Regions from separate parts of the Homo sapiens genome. Here region 1 is linked to region 2. A link is an interaction called in ENCODE POLR2A ChIA-PET data of the cell type or tissue named here. Cell type or tissue: MCF 10A. All regions are shown on one strand. Each heading gives the region's core, and the rest is flanking DNA. Links, peaks and the distances in the headings are about the cores only.

What was found. ChIA-PET counts read pairs that join two places held together with the same protein. Peaks named below come from ENCODE experiments on the same cell type or tissue, not always from the same donor. Only the 100,000 strongest peaks of a DNase experiment are listed, where the experiment ranks them.
Region 1: POLR2A ChIA-PET joins it to region 2 with 5 read pairs; 2 of 35 experiments call an interaction of 5 or more read pairs at or near these places.

Annotation. Positions count from the first base shown.
Region 1 is chr12:38,163,288-38,179,088 of GRCh38, forward strand. It overlaps LOC124902916 (a long non-coding RNA gene), which reads left to right and starts at 3,437. Exons shown (of 2, transcript XR_007063273.1): 1 at 3,437-3,601; 2 at 3,689-4,347. It also overlaps the pseudogene RNA5SP359. In MCF 10A, for the core only: no CTCF peak of the experiment used is centred there; a DNase peak (open chromatin) is centred at 12,464.
Region 2 is chr12:38,279,193-38,294,993 of GRCh38, forward strand. No RefSeq gene overlaps it. Among named protein-coding and RNA genes, the nearest start is that of ALG10B, 30 kb to the right of the region's middle. In MCF 10A, for the core only: no CTCF peak of the experiment used is centred there; a DNase peak (open chromatin) is centred at 10,379.

The sequences.
Region 1 (15,801 bases), core at 9,907-14,906, 110 kb before region 2:
ACGAGGAGGTCCCAGGCTGCTTCGGGGCTGCAGGTGACGGTAAAAGCGGGAGCAGAATTAGGGGAAGGTCGTGAAGCACGGCGACAAAAGGTGGAAAGAGGGAGGGCGAAGCCAAACCCTACAGCACCCAGCATTCCCAGGCGGCCTCCCATCCGAGTACTAACCAGGACCGACCCTGCTTAACTTCCGAGGTCAGATGAGATCGGGCAGGGTGATATGGCTGTAGGCGCTGGCAGTGGCGCCTGGATGCCGCAAGAGCCCGGCACTGCCACGCCCGCCGGACTCCAGGCATCATCGCCACCCCGGGGCTGCGGGGCTTGGATCCGGGATCCCCGAGCCGGCCGAGCTGCTCTCTCCCTCTATTCCCCCGAGCACTGCTGGCCACCACTCTGTGCCTTCCTCCTGCCTCCCAGAGCCTCCCTCCGTCGCCGGCTGCCGGGCCACGCGCAGGACCGCCATGGTGCCGCCCTGCTGTTGCTCTGGGGCGCCAGAGGCCTCCGTCCCCTGCCCAGGCTTAGGGGTCTACGGGCGATCTCCCTTCTGGCGATGCTCCAGGCCTTCACCCGGCTCCCGAGCTTCCACAACATCAGGCCCGCTCAGGACGGGTGTGCTCATCCCTTCACTTTTTAACTTTTTGTTGTTTCTATTTATATTTTTTTGTACTATGTCTTGAAACGTTCTTGTAGTTATTACTCTTGATTGGTTTATTATTTAGTCTTCCTACATAGAATGAGTTTACACACCACAGCTATAGTGTTATAATATTCTGTTTTGTTTTGTATAGTTACTATTATCGATGACGATTTTTTTACCTTCAGTTGATTATTTATTGCTCATTAATGTCCTTCCTGACTGAAGTACTCCCTTTAGCATTCCTTGTAGGACAGGTGTGGTATTGAAATCCTTCAGCTTTTGTTTGTCTGGAAAAGTCAGTATTCTTTTTATTTGAAGAACATTTTCACTGTATATGCTATCCTAAGGTAAAGGTTCTTTTCCTTTAGTGCTTTAAATATTTATTGCTTCTTTCTCCTGGCCGATAGGGTTTCCAATGTAAAGTCTGCTGCCAGATGTGTTGGAGCTCCCCTGTATGTTATTTGCTTCTTTTCTTTTACTTTTGTAGAACTTTTCTTTTCTTTGACTTTTTGAAGATTGGTTATTGAATGCTTTGAAGTAGTCTTTTTTGGGTTAAATCTGCTTAATGTTCTATAACATTTTTTAGTTGGATTTGGATATCTTTCTCTAGGTTTGGAAAGTTTTCTGTTATTATCCCTTTAAATAAATTTTTCTACCCCTGTCTCTTTCTCTACATCTTCTTTAAAACCAATAACTCTTAGACCTGTCTTTGTGAGGCTATTTTCTAGATCCTGTAGGCATTATTTGTTGTTTTTATTCTTTTTCTTTTGTCTCAAGCCTGTCTTCAAGTTCACTATTTCTTCTGCTTGATCCATTCTGCTATTAAATGGCTCTAATGCATTATTCAGCATGCCAATTGCATTTTTCAGCTCCTGAATTTTTGCTTAATTTGTTGTAACTATTTCAATCTCTTTGTTGAGTTTAGCTGATAAAATTTGGAATTTCTTTACTTTGTTATCTTAAATTTCTGAGTTTTTTTTTTTTTTAATACAGCTATTTTGAATTCTGTCTGAAAGATTACATATCTCTTTTTCTCCAGGATTTGTCCCTGGTGCCTTGTTTAGTTCACTTGGTGAGGTCATATTTTCTTGGATGGTGTTGTTAGTAGATGTTCTTCAGTGTCTGGACATTAAAATTTTGGCATGCAGCATCATATAAGAGGTTAAAAAAAAGAATTTTTTTTTTTTAAAAGGTGAGTATTTATTGTAGTATTCATTGTCTGGGCTTATTCATAGCCATCTTTCTTGGGAAGGATTTCCACATATTTGAAAAGGCTTGTGTTGTGATCTAAGCCATACCTGCTTTGGGAGGCACCTTATACCCAATAATTCTGTAATTCTTGCAGACTTATAGAAGTACCACCTTGACAGTCTTGGACAAGATCCAGGAGAATTTTCTGGATTACTAGCCAGAGACCCTTGTTCTCTAACCTTATTTTCCCTCAAAGATACAGTAGTCTTTCTCTATATTCTAAGCCACCTAAAATTGGGAGTAGAATGACACAAACACCCCTGGCCACCACCACTATGACTGCCCTGGATCAGATCTAAAGCTAGCACAGCACTGGGTCTTGCTCAAGTTCTGCCGCATGCACTTTCTGATGACTACCTATGTTCACTCAAGGCCTTTGGTCTCTACAATTAGCAGGTGGCAAAGCCAGCTACATCTGGGTTCTTTCCTTCAGGGCACCTGACATTCTATTGCATTCCAGCGGAGCTAGCATTGAAATCACAAGACACAGTCCTTCCTATTCCTCCTTTCCTTTTCCAAAGGCAGAGTAACTACCAGCAACCCAGGACACAAGGAATACTGCCAGGCTACCACCAATGTTCCTTTAAGGCCCAAAGCCTCTTTTCAGGTTGTGATGAATGTTGCCTGGCCTGGGACTTGCCATTTTCAGGCCAGTGGGCTCCCCACTGGCCCTGGGCAGGTTCATACATGCCAACCAAGAATCAAGTCCTAGAATCAGGGATTCCAAAAGCTTTCTTGGTGCTCTACGCTCCTCTGGCCTTGCTGGTACTTAAGTGGCAAGACGAAGTCCCCTTTACTTTTCCCTCTGCTTTTCCCAAGCAAAGGGAGTTTTGCCCTTTAGCCACCACAGCTTGTAATGAGCTGAGTCTCACCTAAATCTAGTAAGTCTATGAGGCTCACCCAAGGCTCTTGATATAGTACCTGGGTATGGCTGCTTGTTATTCAGGGCCCAAAAGTTGTTAAGTTTGCAGGTGATAAATGCTGCCAGCACTGGGTTCTTTCCTTTAAGGCAGCAGGTTTCCTTCTGGCCTGGGTGTGTCTAGGAATGTCCAGGAGCCAGAGCCTGGAAAGGAGGCCTCAGGACTCTGACCAGTGAGCTATCTTGCTGTGGCTGAGCTGGTAGCCAGGATGGAAAACAAAGTCCTCCCTAATCTTTTCCTCCTCTCCTCAAGCAGAAGGATGGTGTCCCTTTTGGAGCCATGAGCTGTGCAGACTGGTATTAGGGGAGTGATAGTGCCAGAACTCCTTTGGCTGCCCCAGCTGCTGTCTCAGTATGTTGCATGCCCTCCCTACCCCAGTTTACTGTTCCTGGGCCCAGATCAGCCCTAGGCCTCACCTAAGATTTGCAGTCCTGATGGCCTATGCTGCCTTTCAAATTTTCTTAGATACACAGAGCGCTGGAGCCCTCAGTTGCCAGGTTTCCAAACGCTCAAGTTCCAACCACTGGAATCTGATTCCCCTCTGGCTAGGGCTGGTTTAAATGATCCCTCTGTGGATGGGCATTGACTGCATTCGGTCTGGTTTTCCTTTCTGCTCTAACAGGACAGCACAGGGTTCGATGCCTCACAATTGCTGTGTTCTCCCTCCTGCAGAGCCCAGAGTTGATCTCTGCACCACTCTATCACTGCTGGGGGTGAGGAAATGGTGGAACCGGTGATTCAGGACTGTTTTTTCTCTCTTCTCAGTGCCTCTTTCAGTGATATGAAGTTAAAACCAGGTATTTTGAGTACTCACCTGATTTTTGGTTCTTATGAAAGTATTTTCTATGTAGATATTAATAGTTGTTCATCTGGTGTCCTTGCAGGATGGAAGATCAGTGGAGCCTTCTTTCTGCCATCTTGCTTTACCCTCACACCCAAGAATCAGAATGCAGAACTTTTAATCAGAAAAGCATTCAGAACTCAGGAAGGACATGGAAGACATCCTGGTTCTCCACGTTTAACATTGGACTGTTTCTTCAACTTAGGTGCATAGCACTGACACTAATCAGGGATTATCACCGATAATTTGACTTGGACTATGGAGTTCATTCAAATACTTTATCTAGACAATTTAAGTACTGGCTTATTTGTCATGAAAATCTGACAAAGTAATTTCTTGGTATTCAGTTGATTTTTACTCTGTTTGGGTTAGCAGTTTATAAACCAGTCAGTCTCTTCATTAAAGTTCTGGGAATTCTTACTCGTTCAAATGATATGATTCTAAAGTTCTCAAAAATCTGTATTCTAGAATTCTTCTCAGGACCTTTTCCCTCCTTTCATGAAACTCCTTAAAGATACAGTATTCTATAATTTTGCAAGCTTGTACAGTTTTCAGAAACTGCCTCAGAATTAAGCAATTTACAGTGGAAATGTTTTTAAATTGTCATAGACACAATTGACAAGAAAATTTTATTATTTACAGGCGTGAGCCACCACACCCAGCCTCTGAAGTTAATTTAATAAAATTTTATGAATAAATTTATCAAATGTGTCATCTTTTAATCCCAGATCTTTGTGAACCTATGCTTTGCATTTCCCCCAGCTTTCTATATTTACCTAGTTTTATCTATTTTTTACTTGTACAATTTGAAACCTTTAAGTAACTTCAAACAAAAAAAAATTAAAACATATGTTTACGCCTTTATAAGTTTTCTCATCAAAAGTATATCTTCACAAGCCTGTAATCCCAGCACTTTGGGAGGCCAAGGCGGGTGCATCACTTGAGGTCAGGGGTTCGAGGCCAGCCTGGCCAACATAGTGAAACCCCGTCTCTACTAAAAATACAAAAATTAGCCCGGCATGGTGGTGAGGACCTGTAATCCCAGCTACTTGGGAGGCTGAGGCAGGTGAATCACTTGAACTCGGGAGGTGGAGGTTGCAGTGAGCTGAGATCATGCCACTGCATGCCAGCCTGGGCAACAGAACAGGACTCGGTCTAAAAATAAATAATAAAAAAAGAAGGATATCTTGCTTTTTTATACACTCTGTATACAGAATTGTTTCTCTCATATCTAGTAATTAAGTCTTAGTAACCCCAATTTTCAGTGAAAATCCTAAAAAGTGATTTTCTATTGTCTTACAACAGTATTTTTAGATAAAAACCATTTTATAATTTTGAAGAAATATAGTTCTTCAAATTATTGTTTATTAACAGAACTAAAGATATTTAAGTTTTCTATACCATATACAAGTAATATGTCATGGTATATAGAACTAATTTTTAATGGTGAATATTTCATTATTTTAGCTTACAAATGACTCAAGACATTTTATAATTATCTATTACTTAATTTAACATGAAGTTAAGGTTTTAAATTACTGAACAGAATTTTGGAACTGTGACACAGGTAGCATCCCTAATGTCTTCCCTCAGTAATTCTAGGTCCCAAGTAGCCACATGGCACCCAGGAAAACTATGAAGATCACGGCCTGCCTGAGTCCATTAGGACTAAAGACAGTGCTGTGAAGGCTATACCTGGAGGAACCAATCCTTCCTAAAATAGGCAGGAAGCAAAATAGGAAAAGCATAGAAAGAAGGGGCCAATTGGGCTTGATTCTGGCTTGTAACTGCTGGTCTAGACACTGAGAACATGTCTCCAGACTTCATCGTGGACACCTATCAAGACCCCCTGAATCCAGAAACTCTCAACAAAAGACATAGGCTCACAGTTAAATCAAGCAAGTATCTAATTATATTTAACTGATAATTGTAAAGCTATTTCTATTTTACTAACGATTTAAGAACTAGCTTTATTTACAAAATATCACATACACGTAACACATATAGACATAAAAACACACAGGAGCAGATCTTATAGCTTTCATAAAGGATTTTAAATTTTTTTTATTTTAGGTTCAGGGGTACATGTGAAGGTTTGTTACATAGATAAACTCGTATCACAGGGGCTTGTTATACAGATTATTTTATAAACCAGGTATTAAGCCTGGTACCGCATAGTTATCTTTTCTGTTGCTCTCCCTCCTCCCACCCTCCCCCATCAAGTAGACCCCAATGTCTGTTGTTTCCTTCTTTGTGTGCATAAGTTCTCATTATTTCGCTCCCTCTTATAAGTGAGAACACATAGTTGCATAGTATTCCATGGTGCATATGTGTGTTCTGTGTGGGAAATGTGTGAGGAGAGAAGAAAAGAAACACACAATACTTTTAAGGGTAAACAGACTTTATCCCGAGTATATGGCAATACAGATATAATAAGCAAATCATCTAATAAACCAATGATATAATAAACAAATTGCAATGGGAAGGGGAGAAGGGAAAAGACATGTATATAATAAATATACATATATGTTTGTGTGTGTATGTATGATGCGTGTGTGTGTGTGTGTGTGTATATATATATATATATATATATATATATATATATAAAATACATGTGTATATATATATAGTCACCAGATGATGAAGGATTCATCACCAGATGGGGAAGCAACTACCTGGGCTCCAGAGTTGGCCACTAGTCTGTGCACAGATGAACAGAGGTCCCATGAAACTTCAGCACGGTCTGGGAAACTAGCTCTTTTTGTAACAAGTTGTTCGACATGAGGCCCAGTCATGAGGGCCCTTCTTGACTGGGCTCAAGGAATTCAAAATGGTCATCAAAAGCATATCTTCACAAGCCTGTATTTCCAACACTTTGGGAGGCCAAGGCTGGTGCATCACTTGAGGTCAGGGGTTCGAGACCAGCCTGGCCAACATGGTAAAACCCCATCTCTATTAAAAATACAAAAATTAGCCCAGCGTGGTGGTGCAATTGTTTTTGCAATTGTCTGTTGTTTTTCAATAACTATTTCTCTGAAACAGTGCTGAATGAATGCCTCAAGGGGCTCACACAACTCGTTCCAGGTCTTAGTGACCATTTTTTAAAAATTTATTTTATTATTATTATACTTTAAGTTTTAGGGTACATGTGCACAACGTGACCATTGGTTGTGTCCATGTTCAATTGAGTTCAAATTTAATGTTTAACTTTTCCTCCATAATGTCTCACATTATCTTTATTCAGTCTGTCATCAATGGGCATTTAGGTTGATTCCATGTCTTTACCACTGTAATAGTGCTGCAATAAACATGTATGTGCTTGTGTCTTTATGATAGAACAATTTATATACATCTGGGTATATGCCCAGTAATGAGATTGCTGGGTCAAGTGATGGTTCTGCTTTTAGCTCTTTCGAGGAATTACCATACTGCTTTCCACAATGGTGGAACCAGTGTACTCTCCAACCAACAGTGTATGTGTTGTCTTTCTCCACAACCTTGCCAGCATCTGTTATTTTTTGACTTTTTAATAGTAGACATTCTGACTGGTGCAAGATGGTGTCTCACTGTGCCTTTGATTTGCATTTCTCTAATGATCAGTGATATTGAGCTTTGTATTCTATGGTTGTTGGTCACATGTATATATTCTTTTGAAAAGTGTTCATGTCTTTTGCCAACTTTTTAAATTATTTTTTATTTCCATAGGTTTTGGGGCAACAGGTGGTATTTGGTAACATTAGTAAGTTCTTTATCGGTGATTTGTAAAATTTTGGTACATCCATCACCTCATCAGTATACACTGAACCCAATTTGTAGCCTTTTATCCCTCGCCCCCTTTACCCCTTTCCCCGTGAGTCCCCAAAGTCCACTGTGTTATTCTTATGCCTTTGCATCCTTATAGCTTAGCTCCCTAAGTGAGAATATATGATGTTTGGTTTTCCATTCCTGAGTTACTTCACTTAAATTAATAGTCTTCAATCCCATCCAGGTTGCTGCAATTGCTATTAATTCATTTCTTTTTATGGCTGAATAGTATTCCATCCTACATATATACCACAGTTTCTTTATCCACTCATTGACTGATGGGCATTTGGATTGGTTCTACATCTTTGCAACTGCAAATTGTGCTGCTATAAATACGTGTGTGCAGGTATCTTTTTTGCATAATAACTTCTTTTTTCCTCTGGGTACACAGCCAGTAGTGGGATTGAGGGATCAAATGGTACTTCTACTTTTAGTTCTTTAAGGAATCTCCACACTGTTTTCCATAGTGATTGTTCTACTTTACGTTCCCACCAGCAGTGTAGAAGTGTTCCCTTTTCACCACATTCACACCAACATCTATTATGTTTTTATTTTTTGATTATGACCATTCTTGTGGGAGTAAGGTGGTATCGCATCATGGTTGTAATTTGCATTTCCCTGATTATTAGTGATGTTGAGCATTTTTTTCATATGTTTTTTGGCTATTTGTATATCTTCTAAGAATTGTGTATGACCATACTGCCAAAAGCAATCTACAAATTCAATGCAATTGCCATCAAAATACCACTATCATTCTTCACATAACTACAAACAACAATTCTAAAATTCATATGGAACCAAAAAAGAGCCTGCATAGCCAAAGCAATACTAAGCAAAAAGAACAAATCAGAAGGCATCACATTACCTGATTTCAAACTATATCATAAGACCATAATCACAAAAACAGCATGGTTCTTGTATAAAAATAGGCACATAGACAAATGGAACATAATAGAGAACCCAGAAATTAATCCAAATATTTACAGCCATCTGATCTTTCACAAAGCAAACAAAAACAAAGTGGGGAAAGTACACCCTACTCAACAAATCGTGCTGGGATAATTGGCAAGCCACATGTAGGAGATTGAAACTAGATCATCATATCTCATCTTGTACAAAAATCAACATGAGACAGATCAAGAACTTAAATCTAAGACCTGAAACTATAAAAATTCTAGAAGATGACATCGAAAAAAACCTTCTAGACATTGGCTTAGGCAAGGATTTCATGACCAAGAACCCAAAAGCAAATGCAAGAAAAACAAAGATAAATAGATGGGATTTAATTAAACTAAAGGCTTTTTCACAACAAAAGGAACAGTCAGGAGAGTAAACAGACAATCCATAGAATGGGAGAAAATCTTCACAATCTGTATATCTGACAAAGGACTAATATCCAGAATCTACAACAAGCTCAAACAAATTAGCAAGAAAAAAACAAACAATCCCAAAAAAAAGTAGGCGAAGGACATGAATAGACAATTCTTTGGCCACTTTTTATTAGGGTTGTTATTCTCTTGTAAATTTATTTAAGTTCCCTATGTTGAATATTAGACTCAGATACATAGTTTGTAAATATGTTTTCTTATTCTGTAGGTTTTCTCTTCACTCTATCGATAATTTCTTTTGCTGAGCAGAAGCTATTAAGTTTAATCAGATCCCACTTGTCAATATTTGCATTTGTTGTAATTGTTTTTGGCAACTTTATCATGAAATCTTTGCCTATTTTTATGTCCAGGATGGTATTGCCTAGGTTATCTTCCAGGACTTTTATAGTTCTGGGTTTTACATTTAAGTATTTAATCCATCTTGAGTTGATTTTTGTATATAGTGTAAGGAAGAAGTCCAGCTTCAATCTTCTGCATATGGCTAGGCAGTTATCCTAGCACCATTTAGCACCATTTAGCACCATTTATTGAATAGGGAGACTTTTCCTTATTGCTTGTTTTTGCCAGCTTTGTCAAACATTATATAGTTGGAGGTGTGTGGTCTTATTTCTGGGATCTCTACTCTGTTCCATTGGTGTGTGTGTCTGTTTTTGTACCAGTACCATGCTGTTTTAGTTACAGTAGTGCTATAGCATGGTTTGAAGTCAGGTAATGTGATGCCTCAAGCTTTGTTCTTTTTGCTTAGGATTGCCTTGGCTACTTAGATTCTTTCTTGGTTCCATATAAATTTTTAAATAGATTTTCTAGTTTCGTGAAGCATGTCATTTGTACTTTAATAGGAATAGCTTTGAGCAGCATGGCCATTTAAATGATATTAGTTCTTTCTGTCCATTAACATGGAATAATTTTTCATTTGTTTGCGTCTTATCTGACTTCTTTGAGTAGTGTTTTGTAATTTTTTTTTTTTTTTTTTTTTGAGACGGAGTCTAGCTCTGTAATTTTCATTGTAGAGATCTTTCACCTCCCTGGTTAGCTGTATTCCTAGGTATTTTATTCTTTTTGTGGAAATTGTGAATAAAATTGCCTTTCTGATTTGTCTCTCAGTTTGGCTCTTCTTGGTATATAGGAATGCTGGCAAATTTTGTACGTTGATTTTGTATACTGAAACCATGTGGAAGTTGTTTATCAGCTTAAGGAACATTTTGGGTCACAAGTATAGGGTTTAGATAGAGAATTATGTTGTCTGCAAACAGAGGTAGTTGGACATCTCTTTCTATTTAAATACCCTATATTTCTTTTTTTTTTTAATACCCTTTATTTCTTTCTCTTGTCTGATTGCTCCAGCAAAGATTTCTAATACTACGTTGAATAGGAGTGGTGAGAGAGGGCATCCTTGTCTTGTGTGGGTTTCCAGGAGAATGCTTCCAGATTTTGCCCATTTAGTATAATGTTGGCTGTGAGTTTGTCATAGGTGGCCTTTATTATTTTGAGGTATGTTCCTTCAATACCTCATTTATTGAGAGTTTTTAACATGAAACATGTTGAATTCTACTGAAAGCCTTTTCAGCATCGATTGAGACAATCATGTGGTTCTTGTCTTTAGTTTTATTTATGTTATGAATCACATTTTATTGATTTGCCCATGATGGACCAACCTTCCATTCCAGGGGAGAAGCCTATGTTACTGTGGTGGTGAATTACCCTTTTGATGTGCTGCTGGATTCGGTTTGCAAGGATTTTGTTGTGGATTATTGAATGGATGTTCATCAAGGATACCGGCCTGAAGCTTTCCTTTTTTGTTGTGTCACTGCCAGGCTTTGTTATCAGGATGATGCTGGCCTCGTAGAACAAGTTGGGAAGAAGTCCCTCCTCCACTATTACTTGAAATAGTTTTAGTAGGAATGGTACTAGCTTTTCTTTGTACATCTGTTAAAACCTTACTGTTAATCTCTCAGGTTCTGGGCTTTTTTTTTCTTGGTTGTTAGGCTGTTTATTACTGATTCAATTTTTGGAGCTCATTATTGGTTTGTTCAGAGACTGAGTTTCTTCCTGGTTCAGTCTTGAGAGGGTGTATGTGTCCAGGAATTTATTTGTCTCTTCTAGGGCTTCTAGTTTGTGTAGAGTTGTTCGTAGTAGTTGTTCATAGTAGAGTTGTTCATAGAGTAGTTGTTGATTGTTATTTTTATTTCTGTGGGGTCAGTGGTAACATTACCTTCATCATTTATAATTGTGTTTACTTGAGTCTTCTCTCTTTTCTTCTTTATTAGTCTAGTGACTATCTTATTAATTTTTTCAAAAAACTTTGATTAAGTGATCATTTGAACAGTTTTTTATGTCTCAATTTCTTTCAATTCAGCTCTTATTTTAGTTATTTCTTGTCTTCTGCAAACTTTGTGGTTGATTTCTTCTTGCTTTTCTAATTCTTTCAGTTGTGATGTTAGGTTGTTAATATGAGATCTTTCTAACTTTTTGATGTGGGCATTACTTCTTACACCCTACCCTAACTTTTCTCCTTCTCCTAGAAAACTTGGAACCATGCTTTCTAAACCAATTCAAACTTTCTCAGTGAATCAACCTGATCTCCCTGAGGCAAAGTTAGCAATTTTCCATTACACATGTTTCTCTTTCTCTGTAATAATATCTAATGCAACAATTTAAGTGTTTCATTCCCTCCTGGATATGCAGGGAACTCCTTTTGGCTGAGACCAAGACTTAAAACTTTGTTCTTTCAATATTAATGAAGATCTATTTAGAAAGTCTCCATTTTTACAGAAAAGATATATAAATACCAATGAAAATAAATATAAAATTATATGACATACAATTATATTGTGGAAAGATTGAATATATAAGTGAAGTAAGCTCTAAGAAAAAAAAAGATGATATAAAATGATACATAAATGAAAAACCTGGGCTGCTATAGCATAATTTATGTACGAGTAAAGTGTGTACATTGTAGAAGTGGCAGGAAAACTGCATACAGAGTGAGACCTGACCAAAAGCTTCAAGAAAGGTCAGATCTCTGTATGGAGATTGGTAGGGGAGAAAAGGAGAGTCCAGAAAAATATAAATTGTTTGATCTATATCCTTAAAAGAGATTAAAGTGGACTCAGGAAAACATGGTCCACTTTAGGAGGAGGACACATGTTCCATGCTGGCCAAACCTCAGAGCATCCCTACCTTCTCCAGGAGGAAAGGGGAGGAAAAGGAGCAGGCAGACAGCAGTATGGCTAGGTCAGCACAGGGCACCCAGGCCAAGCCAGGTGGGCTCCATTGTACAGGCAGTGAGGAGCCACTGCAGGGTGGGCTTTATTCATTATTTTGTTTTCTTTAGTAACTAAGACACATGATCAAAGTTGACCTTTTTAAGTATTGCTGCAGCTGAACACAGGATGGATAAAATCGGTGTTTAAAAAATTATGTTGTATAGAACACTAGCCCCAGTGAGATGTTAGTGGAACACACAGGCGCACACGCACACACGCACACGCACAAATGCACACACTCACACTGAGCCCAGATTATTCTGGCCAATGCTGAGGTAAGTAAACTAAAAGAAACATCTTTAGTGCTGGACACCTCAGAACCTGGAGTGTGATTATATGACTCATAAAACAGCAAGGTTAAGACAGAGCATGTGATTTTTTTTTTCCAGAAATGTTGAAACACTTTTGTTTCCTTGGCTTCACTGTCACCTTCTTCCTCCTAGTTCCCCAGCAACCTCTTTGGCTGCTCCTTCTTGGTTTCCATCTTGACAACCTGCTGCTGCTCACCCATTCTCTATTCATTCCCCATGGATTTCTCAGGTGTGTTTCTATTCCTGCAGATCTTTCCTTGTTTTTCCTGACGCCTCTCCTTGTCTGACCCTCCCCAGTTCTAAGGCACATATTCCAGCTGTGTGCGATTTGGCATCCTGGGATGCTCCCAGAGTGTTTTCTGCCATACTCCATCAGGTTTTCTCCCCTAGACTCTGTGAGGGCAGCAGCCTTGTCTCCACTGTGGCTTCAATACTCAGCACATAACACAGAAGCTGATTCCACATTTCCTGGACCAACTGAGACTAAATTTATGTTCCTCCAGATCTTAAAAAGTTACAATAATAAACATAGCACAGTAGTCAAAAAAAGTCTCTTCAGTCAGGAGTTCTCCATATATGCACAATAGTTTGAAGTCATTATGAGGCAAAGTTAAACAGAAACTATCACAAAGTTCCCTAAGATAAATTATTTTGCTTTAATCTTCAATTCCTCATGTGAGATAATCAAGACCATGTGTTATTGTAAATATTTGTAGCTTACAACATAACAACCTGATTTTTATTGTTTGAAATAACCAAAATATAAATCAGTTAACTAAAAAATGCACAAATAATCCTTTCAAATAAAATTCTGCCTAAATTTTACATTATTCATATGTTCAAATGATAATGAGCTCATAGGCTTTTCCAGTACCTCAGTCAAAACATTGTACTGATTCCAGCTATGGGAATAGTATGTGAGAGTTATGTTACAGATGTGGAAAAGGTACATACGTGACATTGGCCTTTGCACTACTTTGCCCTTTTGGGTCAGGAAAAAGCTGTTCCCTTAAAATTCTAAAATCTCTTCTGTCAGGTCTGAAGGGTAGGTGGGAAACACTGTTTTTAAAATTTTAGCCACAGATGTTTTATTCCTTGCTGAAAGCAGTGAATAGATAAAGGCCACCAGAAGAGCCTCTAATGTTGCATCAGAAGTGTGCCTGAGAGCACTTCCTGAAACACTGCCTTATCTCTGCCTAAAATCACCTTAGGTAGGAAAGTCAAAACTTAGCAGGCTGAGGAAATCCAAGGGGATCACTGAGCTCTGAGGCTTATGGGAGAAGAGAGAGAGGTCTAAGACTTTTTGTGTATAAATTTATGGGTTACATGTTTACTCTGTGTCTGGCTTGTTTCACTTACAATAATGGCCTCCAGTTCCATCCATGTGTCTCCAGAAGTTATGATTTTATTTTTTATGCCTGAATAGTATTTCATTGTGTATATTTTCTACATTTTCTTTCTCCAATCATCTGTTGATGGACATTTAGTTTGATTTATATCAGTTCTACTGTGAATAGTGTTGCAACAAACATACAAGTACAGGTATCTTTCTGATACATTGATTACTTTTCCTTTTTGTAGATACCCAGTGGTGGAGTTGCTGGATCAGATAGAGCCAATTGATGATCAGTAATGGTGGCCAATGATCAACTAGAAACAAAATACTTAGCAGGGCCTGAAAACACCAAAACTCTGAGACAACTGACCTTCAAAAACTTCAACCGCCATGAGTGAAATATCCAAACACATTTATCCACCATTCAAAGACCCTTTATTGCCTGTCCTCTGTGCATCTCAGAATTCTCTTTTTACCACACTGTCTATATACTGCATTAGCCATTTATATGAAACTCCAAGGCATCTTATACTACATATTCAACCATGTATCCCTAGTACCTAGCACAGTCCTGGCATATAGTTTGCTACTAAACATTTGCAGAATTAAGTAATTATCTTGTATCCAGTTTCCAAGTTTTAAGGTGATTTCTCACTAACAATAAAGTATTACAGTTCACAAATAATCTACTTCCTTTTTTACAAATGGGATAGATTTTAATCTTATCCCCTAATAACATTATTTTCATTTACTTCCAACTAAATATACTGTCCTAAGACAGCAATAAGAAAGAGCGCTAAAGCTGGAGCATGAAGAATTGTACATGGTCCACACTGTGGCCTGACGTGCACTGCTCACCTGAGCTTCATCTGTTTGGTATGTCAGGGAAGGTAAACAGGGTGAGAGTGGCCTCAACAGAGGACCCCAGATCTCTGGCTTCCCCATCTGGCAAGTACACCTCTGTGAATAAAGTCTTCAGAGCCAGATGACAAGAATGGCCCAAGCAGTCCACCAGGGAAACCTGGACCCAGTGTACATCAATGCAGAGCATCAAGCACAACGTAACAGGTGTACAGTTGCCTGTTCCTGTTCAGAGATAACTGCATCACACACACTGTAAAATGAAGAAGTGCAGAGAAGCAGATGTAACTGGAGAAGACAGCAGGAGCAAGGAGGGACAACCACGACCTAGGAAAGCACCATGCCAGAGACACCTGGACCCCACACTAGGCTCAGTGCCCTTCATACTCTTGGGACCCAGTGCTTACCCTCTCCATCATTTGGCAAACTTGGCATTTTTTGTTGATTAAAATAATGTTTTTAGTGTTCACCTTTCCTAGGAGACAGACAGATCCTGTGACACTACAGCTTCTGGCACACAGTAGGTGCATCACAAACATCTGCTGAGTTCACACACTCTTGCCTTCTCAAACTTTCTTGTCAAGTCTTCAGTGAAAAGGAATTACTAATTGAGCAAGAATTAAACTTCTAGAGACTCTTGGATCCACTGAAGTTTGAGACAAGGTGAAATTTGTTTACTGCCGTATTCCTAGCTCATAGCAAACTGTAGTCATTTAATACATGTTTGTTAAATAAGTGAGTGAATTGATTCGTATATCTTACTTAGCAATATGTTTTCTGAGTAAAGTTGATAAATGTAATAGTTTACTTCTGGTATAATTTTACTTTACTTATTCAACAAACCTGAAAATTCAACTAGGTGGCAGGCACACCGCTGTTTAATAAAAAGAGGTATAAGATGCAATTTTTCTACATGAAAGCCACAGTCTAAAAAGTAGAAACATATGAACAAATTGTAACAATAAATTGGCTAAATTCAAATTAGAGGGGTTTGTTTCTATTTTAAACAGGAAGTGTTAGAAAGTTCTAAAGAGGAAATATTTCAACACACCATCTAAGCATGAAGCAGAAGCCACTCATAATTGAGTTTGCTACCACCAACCTCAACAGCAAGAATTCCAATCCTGCTGCTACAAATTAAGTGTCACTCTGATTTTATTACTGCTATGTAACCCAGTTTTATACTCTCT
Region 2 (15,801 bases), core at 5,482-10,481:
TTTTCACCATTCTGGAGAGTACGAATCTGAGACCAAGGTGTCAACTGGGTTGATTTATTCCAAGGCCTTACCCTTCAACCTGTGGGCAACCACCTTTCATCTGTGTGTTCATATGATCTTCTGTGGGTCTGTTTAATCTCCTTTTTTAATTTTTTTTTGAGACAGTGTCTTACTCACCCAGGCTGGAGTGCAGGAGTGCAGTGGCATGATCACAGCTCACTGCAGCCTTGACCACCTGAGCTCAAGTGATCCTCCCACCTCAGGCTCCCTAGTAGCTACGATAACAGGCATGTGCCACAATGCACAGCTAATTTTCTGTGTGTGTGTGTGTGTGTGTGTGTGTGTGTGTGTGTGTGTGTGTGTGTATTTTTTGTAGAGACAGGGTTGGTCTCAAACTTCTGGACTTAAGCGATCCACCTTCCTCAGCCTTCTAAAGAGCTCAGAATACAGGCGTGAGCCACCACAGCCAACCTCCTTTTAAGGACAACAGTCACATTGGATCACAGTGCACCCTAATTTTACCTTAATTATCTCTTTAAAGGCCCCATCTCCAAATACAGTCACATTCTTAGTACTGAGAGTTAGGGCTTCAACATATGAATTTGAGAGATAATATGGTTTGGCTGTTTCCCCACCCAAATCTCATCTTGAACTGTAGTTCCATAAGAGGCTTTTTCCCACTTTTCACTCTGCACTTCTCCTTCCTGCCATTATGTGAAGGAGGACGTATTTGTTTCCCCTTCCACCATGACTAAGTTTCCTGAGGTCTCCATAGCACTGCAGAACTGTGAGTCAATTAAACTTCTTTCCTTTGTAAGTTACCCAATCTCAGGCAGTCCTTTATAGCAGCATGAGAATGGATTAAGGGGAGACACTATTCGGCCCACAACATCATTCAATGTGATACCCCATCCTGATATTACACAGAAGCCATCCTGTCTATCACACACACAAACACACATGCACACACACACACACACACACACACATGAGTCTTTTAGGCTATTCAGCTATGTTTCACTCCAAGTTTTATAAATAGTACACATAGTATATACTACTATTAACAAGTAGTACATAGTAAATATTGAATGAAGAACACAACAAATTTGGTGAATGATTTTATTTCTTTCAGTAAGTATTTAATATTTTTGTTAATGTTTGTGAATTTCTCCCTCATTTGGTGAATGATTTTATTTCTTTCAGTAAGTATTTAATATTTTTGTTAATGTTTGTGAATTTCTCCATCATTGGATTGTTAACAAACTTGGAGAATTTGTGAAGTTGTAGAGAAAGCAAGATGAAACAGAGAATAATTATTATAATCATCATCTCAGCCATATTGAATTTACCCCCAAAACTAAATTACATTAAATATATAAGCCAAAACAAAACTGTTAATCTCCTCTTTCTCCAAAATTTGGCCTTACTTCTATCTTCCCCTTAGAAAACAGATCCACCACTTTTATTAAACCAAAAACCTGAGCTGTCCCTGAATCCTTTCATTCACAAAACACCCACATTCATTTTGTTAGCAAGTTTCACCAGCTCCACTTCCAAAATATATCCCAAATCAATTCACTTTACATCCACTTTACTGTCTCTTATTTCTACCACTCTTGTCCAGGCCACCATCTTTTATCACATGGATTATTCTAATAGCTCTCCCCACCTCTAAATGCCTTCTTTACTCAGGAGCTGAGGTAATCTGGCTAAATGTTAATCAGATAACATAACTCTCCTATTTAAAGCTTCCTAGTGTCTTAGAATTAAATCCATACACACTTAAAAAGAATATCATGACCTGGCCTCTGCCTACCTTGTAGGACTTACCTTCCACCACATGCTCCAATCATATTTTTCTTTCTATTACCTACTATGTAGGGTTTGCCTTAGAGTCTTAGTTTCTGACAGATAGAACAGGTCTACTAACTGTTCTCTTTGATTAGAAACTTCTTCTGTTTAATATGGGTATCACTGAAATGTCACCTCCTCCAAGAAGTCTTTCTTATTCTCGTCTCAAGTGGCCTCCAAATCACTCTCTATTACCCTATTTTAATTTTGTGTATAGTGCTTACAGTTGTCTAGTATTTTTCTTATTTATTTTTATTTTTTCTCTCTATGCCTTACATGAGAATTTTGACCTTGACTGTCTTGATTGATGCTTTAGCTCCAGAACATAAAAAAATGCATGATAGAGTGGTACTCAATAAATATTTATAAAATAAATGAGTTACCATCTGCTCTTTAGAATGACAACATGGGATTCTTGACCTTACATGATGGTCATCAAAATTCACCCTATAACTTTGTTTCTATAGCTGCTCTTAAGATTCCTGAGATCACTGAAAGAAATGAACAGGACCAATTGTGCTTATCTATTTCTTTTTACTCTTCAGTCAATGCTTTGCAACAAAGACAATGACTATGATATCTGACCCTCAGGAGCTCTGATGAGAATCTACTCTTGCCCAATTCACTAACCTAGTCACTAATGACTTTTGGCAGCACAGGCAAGAGCTCTAAAAGAAAGCAAAAATCAGGAAATTACTCCCAGCACATTTTGAATATTTATGAACTCCTGCTCATGGAAGTAACTATTAGTGGCTCAATGTCATGAAAAATAACTTTCTATACAAAACATAGGTAAAAATCAATTCCAAAATGGCATAAAATGCTTTTGCTATCTTGACTTCTTACAATCATATCTACTAGAAGTTTTTGACTACAGTATAATATTATATTAATAAGTTTGAGTTAGTGAGAGAGAGAAACTCATTGCTTTCTAATTCTATCAAATTCTGCACAGTTGCTTAGATTTACTCCTTTAGAGAATTGTAAGGAATCAACAGATTTTTTTTACTTTCCCTGGGGATAAAGTATGACAAACTTCATCAGACTAAGAGAAAATAGTGACCATACCCTCTCCAGTAATCACCAACTTCTTTTTGGGATATGGCAGAACATAAGGAACACTTTGAGAAGCAGGGAAAAATTAACTTTTAATGTATTTGGGCAACAACATTTAAGGTCATCTGAATTAGCCGGACATATTGTTCAAGGAACAGCTGGTGGTTTTTAATTAGTGCTTAGTTTAGAAGTACAAAGTTGAATGTGCCTTAGTTTTGTTGGTCCTTTTCGAACTGATAAATCATTTCCTGTCTGCAGTGAGTTGGTTTAGTTTTGTCTTACTATAGATATAACCGTGCATTTTTCTCCCAACTGAGCTATGGATCAATAAAAGTTTATAAAAATCTTTGTTTTTAGGCTTAAAATATGATCTTAAAGACTACACTGTAGACCACTCAGCTTTTATTGACTATCCTGCTGACATTTTTAGTAATGAATCCTCATCCATTTTTGGCTTTGCCTTTCTATTCCTTAGTCACAGTCCACGTCTCCCTTAAAGTGTTATTTCTTTTTCTAATTCCCCATTCCCCTCACCGACAGTCACGGTCACAGATCTTTTACCAGAAAACGTATGAGCTGAGAAACATTCTGTATTTATCACACAGATGCCAAAAGAATAGATATTCCTTGATAAGAAAAAACATTAAAGTGTCATTTTCTAAGAAGTTCTTGGATTATAAAGCCTAATATATATGTAAGAAAAATAATTTGTCATTATAGTTATTCATTAAAGCTTCCTTAGTCAAACAAGCATCATGAAATTTATAGATGATACTGAGTTATTTTGTTCAGTTATCCAGTTAGAAATTTGCTCCCCAAAGATGACTCTTCAGATTGCAAATACTAATTGGCTTTCAGTGGGTAACAGTGAGTATGCATAGTTACACATTTAAGTAAAGAAGCCAGGCAACTGGACTCCCCACTGCTTAACAATGGTCTTGTGTCTAATTCAAAAGTACTGCTTGACAGGAAAATCCTTATTGTCATGATTGCTCATGGTTGACCATGTTTTTCTAACAATGTTAGCTATTCACCTGAGGGCATCTTATTTCACACAAAGAGCAATGACTCACAGGAACTGGGAAGAAAAAGAAAACTGACCAATTTCCTGAATACCTCTCCTACTGCTATATAATTAGCATTTGGCTATATGTATCATTTTAGTTTTAGATGACATTTTAGGGAACACTATTAAATAATAACAGGTAGCTAAAAGGAGGTGGCCCGTAATCATGCTAAGAATAGAAGAGAAGTGTAATGCAAAGTCAAAAAGTTGAACAATTTGATTTGAAACCTGGCCCTGACATGTATTAACTATATTTCATTTTGAAAACTGCATAATCTGAGTTTTAATCTCCTGATTAGTAGATAGTAAGTATGCTTACTTTACTGAGTTCTTAAAATGATAAATGAAATAAATAAGGAATATATGGCATTTTGCAGAGTTTGTTTCACATTATATAAATAAGAATTTTCTATCATTATCATGTATGTTGAGTAACTTGATTAACAGTTCACCAAACCATTTCATCCTATGAGAAAGGAAACAGACATAGAGGATTAAATAATTTGTCCAGATTACAACTAGTTAGTAACAGCCAAAAATAAAAGCCATGTTTCTAAATTTCAGAGCTGTATTCTTTCCATAGCTATGACTCCTTCCTCTGACATTTCTGACATTGCTCCATGGAGTTAATCAGACAATTTAACTTTAGAGTTAGAATCGTCAATTAACTCACTGACAACCTCATGCAGCTGGTGAAGTGGGGGGTCATTCTGAAGAAGAAAGCGTTTATGTATTGAAATAAGGAGACATGGATAATCTGTTTTCATGATCAGAAGAACAGACTCGTTCCAGAAAATCAAAATGCTTTTAAATCAAGATGTTTTTAATGGATCCTATTTTTATGTTGTTGCCGTTTCTAAGGGAGGGTCTGGAAATCAGAAATGGTTGCTGTTGGCAGCTATGAGGATTGGGTGTGTAGCTGCTACTGACATTATAGGAGACAGAATAAGTTTTGTTAGGAAGAATAAATCCAGCTAGCTAGCACTGTAGCTAGCAATAATTATGTACATGTAGTGATAGTACACACATAACTGAAATGGATGTTTAATGATGTGCTAGCAAGTCAACTAAACCTTTTAATGGATCTTGTTATGGGTGAGTTGATATAAATGGGGATATCTTGAAGTAAAAGCAAGTAGAAGCAGCTCATAGAAAGGGATATTAATTATTTTCTTGTAGAGGGACATCTTTTTAGTCTTTTTCTCTTACCTCCTCTCCCCCCTCCCCACCGCCCACATACACATAAAAAAGTATTTCTAAAGGAAAGAAATAATATTTAGATTAGTATAAAAATAGCCCAGATATCACAGGTGAAGAGGAAAAATAACTAAGTAAATGACACAGAAAGTAACCATCAGAAAGCCAACGCAGGCAGCACAAAGAAAAACAATGAGTTTAGTGGCACAGAAAGAAAGAAATCCGAGTAGAGAGAAAGAAAGAAAGCCAAAGAGGCACAATAGTATAGTGAAGAATAGAAAGTAAGGACACTGGAGGAAAAAAAACAGATGACAATTAATGCTAGAGAGAGGAGACTGAGTTGAAAGCAGCAGCAGAACACCCAGATGGAAGCCAATCCGTGAGCTCATTTTAGAGCATCTTTCTCCTTCGGTCATAGTAACTCTCCTCCTTTATGCACCTTCTCTGCAAATACCTGAAATATGAGGTAGCTATGACCTGCCAGGTCCTCTTGTTAAGAGGTTCTCAAAATAGATATCTCATTTATGAAAAAAGCAGATTTCATATAGATGCTGAAGTTCCTAATATCAGCAGAATCCCATTATTTTTGGACATAGTTAAAAACAGAGAGGGAGCCCACCTGTTTCTGTAACGGTCAGTGAAGCTATTCAGATCACTCATGCCACGTCACAGAAATATATAGCTAGACAAACATTTTTAATTAAAAAAAATTAAATCTTTCATAAAAGCATTATGGAAAGGCAGTAAGGAAGAGCCAAGCCAAAAGTGAAGAGAAAACAAGGACCCAGACTGAGAGGCAAACACTGAAGCCACTTTTGCCCTGAGAGCATTTGCTGATAATATAAAATTAGACTCCTAGTTTTGTCCATTTTGTGAGGTGAGAGCAATGTAACTTAGAATTCAGAACCAGCATAAAATATATTTTAGCAGATTTAGATTTGAGCATCTCTACTCCAAGCTGGGATTCCCTAAAGGTTGTGCCATCAAGGTTAAGGAGAACAGAAATTGAGGCAGTTATTACATGGGGAATTTGATCCCAGGCTTAACTTTCTTGGATCAGGGAATTTCAAAACCTAAACTTGGTTTAAGAAGTTACTGACTAGTAATGTGCTTTGGTGCTTGACAGAACCAAATGATATCTCCTTTAGAGGAAGCTGTCTACATAATCACAAATCAATCTTGCAATTTTTCACATGCAATATTGAATATATATTCAACGATAATAGGGAACACAAGAAACTGGATTCTGTAAGTTCAAACGAGAACAAAAATGAAAGAATTCGAACCAAAGAGACTTGAAAAACTAGAATTATCAAATGCAGATGATAAAGCAACAATGTATACAAAGAAATAAATGTATTTGTTTGGCAGTCTTGAAATTTTAATTAATACATAACTATCATGAGAGCTCTTTTAACAAATTTAAGATGCAAGGAAAAAATAAAAAAGGAAATTAATTATTCCTAACATATATAAAGTAGCATGTATGAATATGTATATATTACAATGATTTAAAATGCAGTCCTGTTCCTGGAAAAATATTAACATAATATCTTTAGACAAATTACTTAGGAAAACAGCTTTAAATCAACAGGTTTTACTTATGGTATGGGAGGGTTGTTGGCGAGATATCTATACAACTGAGTATATATAGCAGTGAGAATGAAACAATGATCTAAATTTCTGTTAATAAAGATTGATAATTGGTCAGATATTTATTGCTTAAAGCCAAAATTCTAGCTATCTTTTTCTAAGGGTACCTTATTGAATTTTCTAAGGCTCACTTTTAAAAAGGGCATAAGTGGGAACTATGGATAGATATAGGGATAATTTTGGAATAAATATAATACAATCTTGAGCATGTAGAGACCCTCTAATTAGACAAGGGATCTGTCTACATGTAATGATAATTCTGTCTAGAGTCATGCTTCTTAAACTCTGAGACAGGATCCCACTCTGTCACCCAGGATGGAGTACAGTGGCATGATCATGGCTCACTGCAGCCTTAGCCTCCCAAGTTCAATTGATCCTCCTGTCTTAGCCTCCTGAGTAACTGGGACCATGGGTGTGCACCACCATGCTTGGCCAAATTTTTTATTATTTGTAGAGATAGAGGTCTCACCATGTTTCCCAAGCTGGTCTTGAATTCTTGGGCTTACACAATCCTCCCACGTTGGCCTCTCAAAGCGCTGAGATTACAGGTGTGAACCACTGCACTCAGTCTTTCTTATACTTTAATGTGTACATGAATCACCTGTGTATCTTGTTAAACTACAGATTTTAATTCATTAGGTCTGGAGTAAGCCTGAGAGTCTACATTTTCTAATGAGCTTCAGGTGACGCTGATGCTGGTGGTTTTGACTAACAAGCAATGGTTCTTCAACTTTAGTCTTCATTAGAATCGCCTAGAGGCTTCTTGAACTAGAGTTCTGGTCTCCACCCACAGAATTTTTGACTCAGTGGCTCTAAGTTGGAGCCTGAGTTTTCTTCATTTCTCAAAAAAAAAAAAAAATCCCTGGTAGCGCTAATACTGCTGGTCCAGGTGCTGGATTTTGAGATCCACCAATTTGTTGTATAGGATTTGAAACAGGCAATAGAAAATGCCAAAAACACACAACAAAGTAGCTTTGTTCATCATCCAAGGCTCAAGCCAATCAAGCTTCACTGGCGAAAGCACCACAAGGAGCCTGGGCTAATAAGCTCTGCCAGATATCTTGACTCCTAATTAGCTCTAGTGATTGCAAACATTCCATTGATATGCTGGGACACACTAGCTTCCTGAGCCTAGTCAGAAAAATGGTTTGAAGTTCAGGAATTAAACATAACTCTATTGGTATTATTTCATATGTACAAAAAACTTATAATCAACTAGTAGCCATTTTTACAGAAAAGGAGGGCCAGAGAGGTTGCTTGAGATCACACAGCCAGTGGCACAATTAAAATCAGCAAGGTCTCTATTACTATTGTGTAAAATGAAATACTATTCCACAGTACACGGTGATTCCATCCAAACCTTTTCTCCTTGAAGCAGATGTTCCTTGAAATGTAAGGTAACACTATGAGCTTGGGGAAGAGAAGTCACTCAATTCTTTTCTGAAAGTAATTAGGCAGAAGATTGGGAATTATTTACTGCCAAGGTATTTAAAACACCTCTATTAACAGAAAAAAAGGAGGGACAGGAAACTGGCTTTTATTGAGCAGCTATAATTTTCAGACCCTGTGCTACATACTCTCTCCAACAAATTTATGTTTGATCCTCATAACACAGTTTAAGGATGAAGACCTTGGACCTCAAAATTAAAGTCACTATTCCAAAGTCAAACACCTAAGAAAAAGAAGAGTTATTTATTCCATTTCTAAGGAATAGAACCCAATGTGCCATGCTCTTAGCAAGCAGAACATTGGAGGAGGTAATGAAATGGCCCCTCGGTAGAGAAGTAGTCCAGTGATTTAGAAGAAAGACTAAAGATTGACTGAGTCCATTACATCTACAGGACATACGTAAAATCAGCCCCACCCTTATATTGAACCTAGACACATATATTCAATCACTAAATTGTTTTATAAGGATGTACCCTAGAAATGCTGCACCAGAAATGGACAAAGTTGAAATTACCTTTCCTCGAAAACTAATTTATTCACTTGTAGGCCTTATTTTAGAAAATGGCAAAATCATTTTAAGCAATGCTGAAACCTGGGAGTCATCTTGACTCTTCCTTTTCCAAAACCACTACATCCACATCTGTCACTAATATCTTTCAACTCTACCTTCCCATGATATCTTAAAACATCTATTCCTCTCCATCTTTCTTCCCTTACCAGAATTTAAAAGTAATTAACTACCTTTTATCTTGACTATGAGAATATTTTGCTAACTGGCATTCTGTGGTATCAAAATATTTTCCTAAAAGTCACATGATCTGACCACCCCCTGGCCCCTCCACCCAGGATCCTCCCAAAAAACACCTTATGTAGTATATTCACCCTACCATGGTCCTGTTCCTGATGTTTTTCTCAGCCTTGATTCTCTACTCTCCACCAAGGTCACTGAATCATATTAGTTTCCTGAACACAAAATGCTATTTCACACTTTTTTGTCATGGCAAACCTGCCTGAAGGAGCACAAAATGTAGTTTATAGGTCCTAGATAAACAGCCTGTTATCCTCTGGAATAAAAAAAAAAAAAAATTAATCAGATGCAATGTCAGACTCACTTGAAAGATTTCCTAAGAAAACTTTTAGTCTCCCGAATGCCACAAACTACAGTCACGAATCCAAGCAGAGGTTCTCTGAGTGTTCCTTTTAATTTTTCTTTTACCTAATCAGAATACCTAATCAGAAAGGTTATCTGCAGTGTGCCATCGGTGCTGGAAGGGGTAGTAGGGTTTCAATAGCTCAGAAGATCCTCCAAACCTGTCAGGGTAGAAAATAAACACAAACCAAGTGCCTACTTTGGGCCAGGATCTCTTAATGCCTAAAATCTAAAGGAGGACTTACCAAAGTTTTATGTGCATAAGAATCACCTTCAGTCTTCTAGGATGGGGCTGAAGTTCTGAATTTTATTGCACTTAGAAGTGATGTTATTGGTGTCCGTCCACAGAGCACAATTTCAGTAGCAAGACTCTAGTCTATTACAACACATCCTGCTGACATGGCACTGGGTTTGAAATCCTCACAATTATTATTTCTTTGTAATACCCTGAGCAAAAGCTGGCCTGCAGCTGATGGCATACTATGCATGTTTAGACATATATTACCTATTCGGGCACCCCATAGGGACTACAGCAGCCATGAATGGGATGCATACACTTGGATTAAAGGAAACAAGGTGATAGGATGGCAAATTTTGCCTATAGAGAAAGTAAGGAGGCTAGAGATGCCTCAATGGTGGCAGTCTGAGGAATGCAAGGAAAAAAGGATGAGAAACACCAGTGACAAACATCTTCATGGTCATCATAACTATCATTTTGTGAATATCTGTTATGCGCCCAGGTGTGCACTTTTAAGATAGGCTTTGACTAAAACATATATGAATCATTTTCCTTTTCTGCTTCTATTTTGGCACAGAAAACATTTAGGATGTTGTAATATATGTAACGAACAAAAATTTTTCTTTGTCTTTTGAAGTTGAGCCATAGGCATAAAATATTGTTTTGTTTCAGAAATGACCTTCATCCACTGACCTGAGTCTAAGCATGAAATGCTGCTTCTCCAACTTGCTGGTTCATGTCTTCCTGGAGCAGATGTGTTGGCTATTTTTGCCCAAGGGCTAGGAGACTTTGATCCCAAGAAAACACGCACTTAAGGCATTTTATTTGTGCCCTGACTGGCCTGAAGCTGAGTCCCCTAGGGATGCTGTGCTGCATTCCTCATTTCCAGTGAAACAGATTAACTGAGATGTTTATGCCCCAATCTAACAAAGATCATCTTAGAGACGAATACAATCCTGTCCATGCTAATATATATTAGCATGGATATATTATATGTATATATATATATTATATATAGCATATATTATATATTATGTATAGTATATAATATATAGTATATATGATATAATATATATAGTATACACTATATATAGTATATACTATATATTATATATTGTATATGTTTTATATATATATATGTAACATTCCCAATATCTTTGTTAACAATTTCCAGAAAGCTTTCTAGAAAATCAAAGTCAGTGACAGTTATAGAGCCCTAGGAGAAGGCAATAAACTAACTTACTGGCCAGAGTATCTTCTAAATGTGTTTCCTGTCCCTTCAGCTACTACACAAATATTTAACAGGATCTGAGGCTGAACAAGACACTAAATCTATATCTGCATACTCGTTTACACATGTATAATCACAAAGGCTACATTTGCAAAATATATGACATATCAAATTTTCTACACAGTACATTTTGTATTAAAAGGCATAAAAATAGTCATTAAAATTGGATTCTCTAAAAACTGCAAGATAAAAGCCATCCTTGGCCGGGCGCAGTGGCTCACGCCTGTAATCCCAGCACTTTGGGAGGCCAAGGCAGGAGGATCACGAGGTCATGAGATGGAGACCATCCTGGCTAACAAGGTGAAACCCCATCTCTACTAAAAATACAAAAAAATTAGCCAGGCATGGTGGCGGGCGCCTGTAGTCCCAGCTACTCAGGAGGCTGAGGCAGGAGAATGGCGTGAACCCGGGAGGTGGAGCTTGCAGTGAGCCGAGATCCTGCCACTGCACTCCAGCCTGGGCGACTCAGTCTCAAAAAAAAAAAAAAAAAAAAAACAAAAACTATCCTTTGAAGTCTGTGTTACAAGGCTCTTCACCATTTTATTCTGGCTAACCTGTCACAACTCATCTCCTGACATGCATACTGGCCCCTCTTATAATGCTAAACTCCTGTAATATTGAGCTACCTGTTGTTTTATGAATGTTTCAGGCAATTTTATACCTTTGTCGTTTTTGTGTGACCTATTCCTTCTGCCTTTCTTCCTTTTTTTTTTTTATAGTAAACTCCTATTCATCCTTCTAAGTCCAGCTTAAATATCACTTCCTCCTGGCCGTCTGCTTCTTCTCCTGAATCAATCCATATTTGATCATGGTGCTATACTTTATATGTTCTTTTCTTATTATACTTATTACACAATATATTATAGCTATTTGTTTATATATCTGTCTCCTCTACAACCATGAGTAATTTATTTGTTTTCATCTTTGTAACTTTAGTACCTAATATGGTACTCAAAAATGCTTGTGAAATTGAAATTAAATTGAAGAACATAGAAGAAACTGCAGTAGAATCTAGTTCACTGTTGACCAAACACCTTTTAGAATGGAAAGAGATTTTAACAATCATGTAGTTCAGGGGTCGAATTATACAGATATGGAAACGAAGGCCTGGGGAGGTTTGTTGACTTGCTGAAGCTCATAGTTGGTTAATGGCATAGCCTGAATTAGAATTTGGTTCTAGGCCATACCAGTGCTGCCACAAGTTATTTTTCTTTTTGTTTGTTTGTTTGTTTTAGAGATGAGATCTCATTCTATTTCCTGGGCTGGAGTACAGTGGCATGATCATAGTTCACTGCATTCTTTAACTCCTGGGCTGAAGTTTTTTCCCTGCCTCAGCTTCCCGAGTAGCTAGAACTACAGGCACACACTGCCTCATCTGGCTAATATTTTTATTTCTTATAGAGATCGGGTCTCACTATGTTGACCAGGCTGGTCTCAAGCTCCTGGCCTCAAGTATCTCTCTCCTCAGCCTTTCAAAGTGTTGAGATTGCAGGCGTGAACCACTGTGCCCAGCTCACAAGTATTTTTTGAACATGTAAAACAAATACTGGACTATCTTGTATGAATCTGTCTGATGACATGCCTCACATGTTCATCGATCTGGTGCTATTATAGTATCTTTCCTTATGTAAGCAATAAGCATAATTCCGTTATGTCTGTGTTTTCCTCATGTGAAAAGAAGCTGGTAACAATAATTTTAGTTTTATCTTGAATAAATAATGCCATGGGACATTCAATTGTACACTATGCCTCCCTTTCACTTAAAGTGGCCAAATTCATAAACCCATAAATATATTCATTATGGAAAACATTTTCCCCCTCTTATTCAATGCTGTACTATTTTTCTATTCTATCAATTATAGAATGATGGAGAAATTGGCCACATACTAATTCCTCAATTGTAGGAGTCCATAGTAATGTCCCACTCACAGTCTTTAACTCTTTAACTCAGCATAGGCAGGGCAGGAGAGATGGGTGATACTGAAAGGCCAGAGTCAGCAAGGTTTTCTCTTTCCCTAAAGAACCAGGTGCATGGAAGTAAAAGGAAAGGAAAGACTCTGACAATACACTTCCACCTGTTCTTCACCCACCTTGAGTTGATGCAACCTCAAACAATGATAACAACGGGCTGAAATCTATGGAACCAGAAAACTAATTCCGAGTCTTAGAGTCTCTAGTCATGTGCATGAAGTGGCTCCCTGATTTTCCAATTTTTCTCACTTATAAAATAGAAAATTTGAACAATAATAATTCAAAAAAAGATGGCATATGGAAGAGGTATTATGCTAAGCACTTGGTGGATATTACTTTATTTAAAAGTAATAAATACTTGTTTATTATTATTTACTTGTTCATATTATTTTCTTCATTTTACACATGTATGCTAAAGATATGTTAGAGATATGGTTCAAGTCCCGGCTTGTCTAAGTCCAAAACCCACCTTCTTAACTACCTTTTGATACATTCTCCAAAATTGTATGATCTAATAAAACTTGAAAATCAGCCTGAATGTATATGAAGTGACATAACAAAGAAACTCATTAGTATTCTACCTTCTGGGGAAGTAGTCACCCCTTTCACTCTGCACACTAGTTTCATACAAATTAGATCAGACAAACATGCTAAATAGCACACAGGAATATGTACAGCCCACAGCTCTGCTCAACAGCATCTGGCTGCCTCTGAGAGAAAGAAGTGAGCTTTCAGTCTCTAGCAATAAGTCTTGTACTGTGCAAGTGTAATCTTAAATTATCCATTTTACCTTCTGTAAATCCCAATTTTGTTTCAAAAATCAAGACAATCTACATCAACCCACTCTGTTACAAAGAGGAAAGGATAAGCACATACATGTGTAATCAAAGCCCATCCCCATACACTGATGTGGCATTTAAATGAAGAAGCATAGAGACAGAAAGGACAGTAGCAGTCATTGAGCCTAAGCTTTAGAAGAAAAATGGACAACCCAAGATTGTCCTTAAGTTTTAAATATGGCTTAACCCAAGATTGGCTTAAGTTTTAAATATGTATACAACAATCAATTGCTGCTTCTTTTCTAGAGGTCTCCTTTGATCAAATTATAGATATTGCTTAGTTACATTATAGATACAAAAGGAAGAAGTGGAGGACAAAACCTGAACTAGTAGCCAATAATCCTTTTCTCTATTTTTGCCTAGATTTCCAGCTTCTATGTAGCCTTGGTTAAACCGTGTCTTTTCTTAGGACCTCATTTTCATTTACAAAATGAGGAGTTTAGACCAAATTGTTCCTGAAGTCTTTTCCATTTGTACTAAAAGTAGATGCTATATTTATGTGTTAAATAAATGCACTGCTAAGTGCGTGATTACTGAAGACTGCTCACATGCAGTGATCTATTGATTCATTCATTCATTCAGCAAATACTTATTGAGAGCCTACTGTGTGCCAGAAACTGATATATATGTTCAGAATACATGAAAGAACTAAACAGACAACTTATGCTTCACTTCGTGCGACTGTCGCCTTTACTTTCAAGCAATGCACAGAAAAAAAAATCCATGTGCACTACTTTAGAGGAATCAAAATGAGATGCATCCCAAAGAGTCTGGAACATTCTTTTTTGGCACATTGGTTTTAAGTATACTGCTCCTCAACCTTCTTTAATGCTGTAATAAGAGTGTTATGCTGTAATGTGTATGTTTCTCAGGAGCAAAACTTTGTTTTCCAACTCCCCTATGTCAGCAGTGTTTGTCAGCATAATTGGCACCCATTGCCTTGTTTGTAATGGCTTCCTTGTTCACTGGCTGGCCCTGGAGTTATCTCTACCAGAGTCACCATATGTCCTTCATTTGCCCACTGTTGCAAAGATTTTCCTGAAACTTTAGCAGTGCTCCCTTAAAATGTTCTGTTATTACCAATTTGTATTACAGGAAAAAAACATCATTCACATCAGGGGATAGGGCACAGGATGGCCAACTAGATGCAGTCAAGAAGCACCACTCCCAACAAGAGAGACCAAATTATTGAGTAAACCATCATAATTTGGGCAGATCTTTGGAGATAAAAAAAGTAAGAGTGGATGGAGAGGCAATGCTGAAGACCAGGTTGAAGAGGGAGGAAGGTGAGAACCCTGTGTGGGGTGTCCACATGCCAGGGTTAGTTCCTGGCCCCAAATGGCTCCTGGGAAAGGGGTGAGTGAGGGAACTGACGGGTGCATTACGCTTGCAACAGACCTGTAAGATCCTAGCTACAGGGGACCTTGTATCCCCCATGGATGTGTGAGCTGGCAGTGGATTTCCCTGGGGAACAGGCAGAGACAGGCCTTTGGACAGCAAGGGACCTGGGAGCTTTTGTGAGCCAGGCAAGTCCAGCAGACAACGGCCATAGATGCCAATTCCTCAGAGATCCCCATTCTCCTCCAGAAGGCAGAGCCCCAGCTGATCTCCAAGCCAGGAGACAGTGGGGCTAGCTTCCCTATGAGACTGAGGCACATCTGCTCTACAAGGCTTCATGCCTGCTGGTCCCTCCCAGGGTCCATGCCTAGTCATCCTGCAGGAGAGGTGCAGGAGTGGGTGCACAGTGCAGCCCCCACAGCCCAACCTGAGTATGTTGCTGCACCTGAATGTTTTTGGGTGACCCAGGAGCATATAAGATCCCCCAGGAGAGTTGGAACTGGAAGCTGAACCCCAAGATGTCCCACTGCCCCCAGGGCTGCAGTGCACAACTCAGGAGTACAGAGCCAAGATCTGTGGCTGATACTCAAGCAGGGGAGAAGACCTATCCCTCGGAGCAATGAGAGAAACAAGATGCGTGGGCTTCTGGGTAGGGTGGGTGCAGTGCATGCCTCCCTCCATAGGGATGATCCAAAGAGAGTG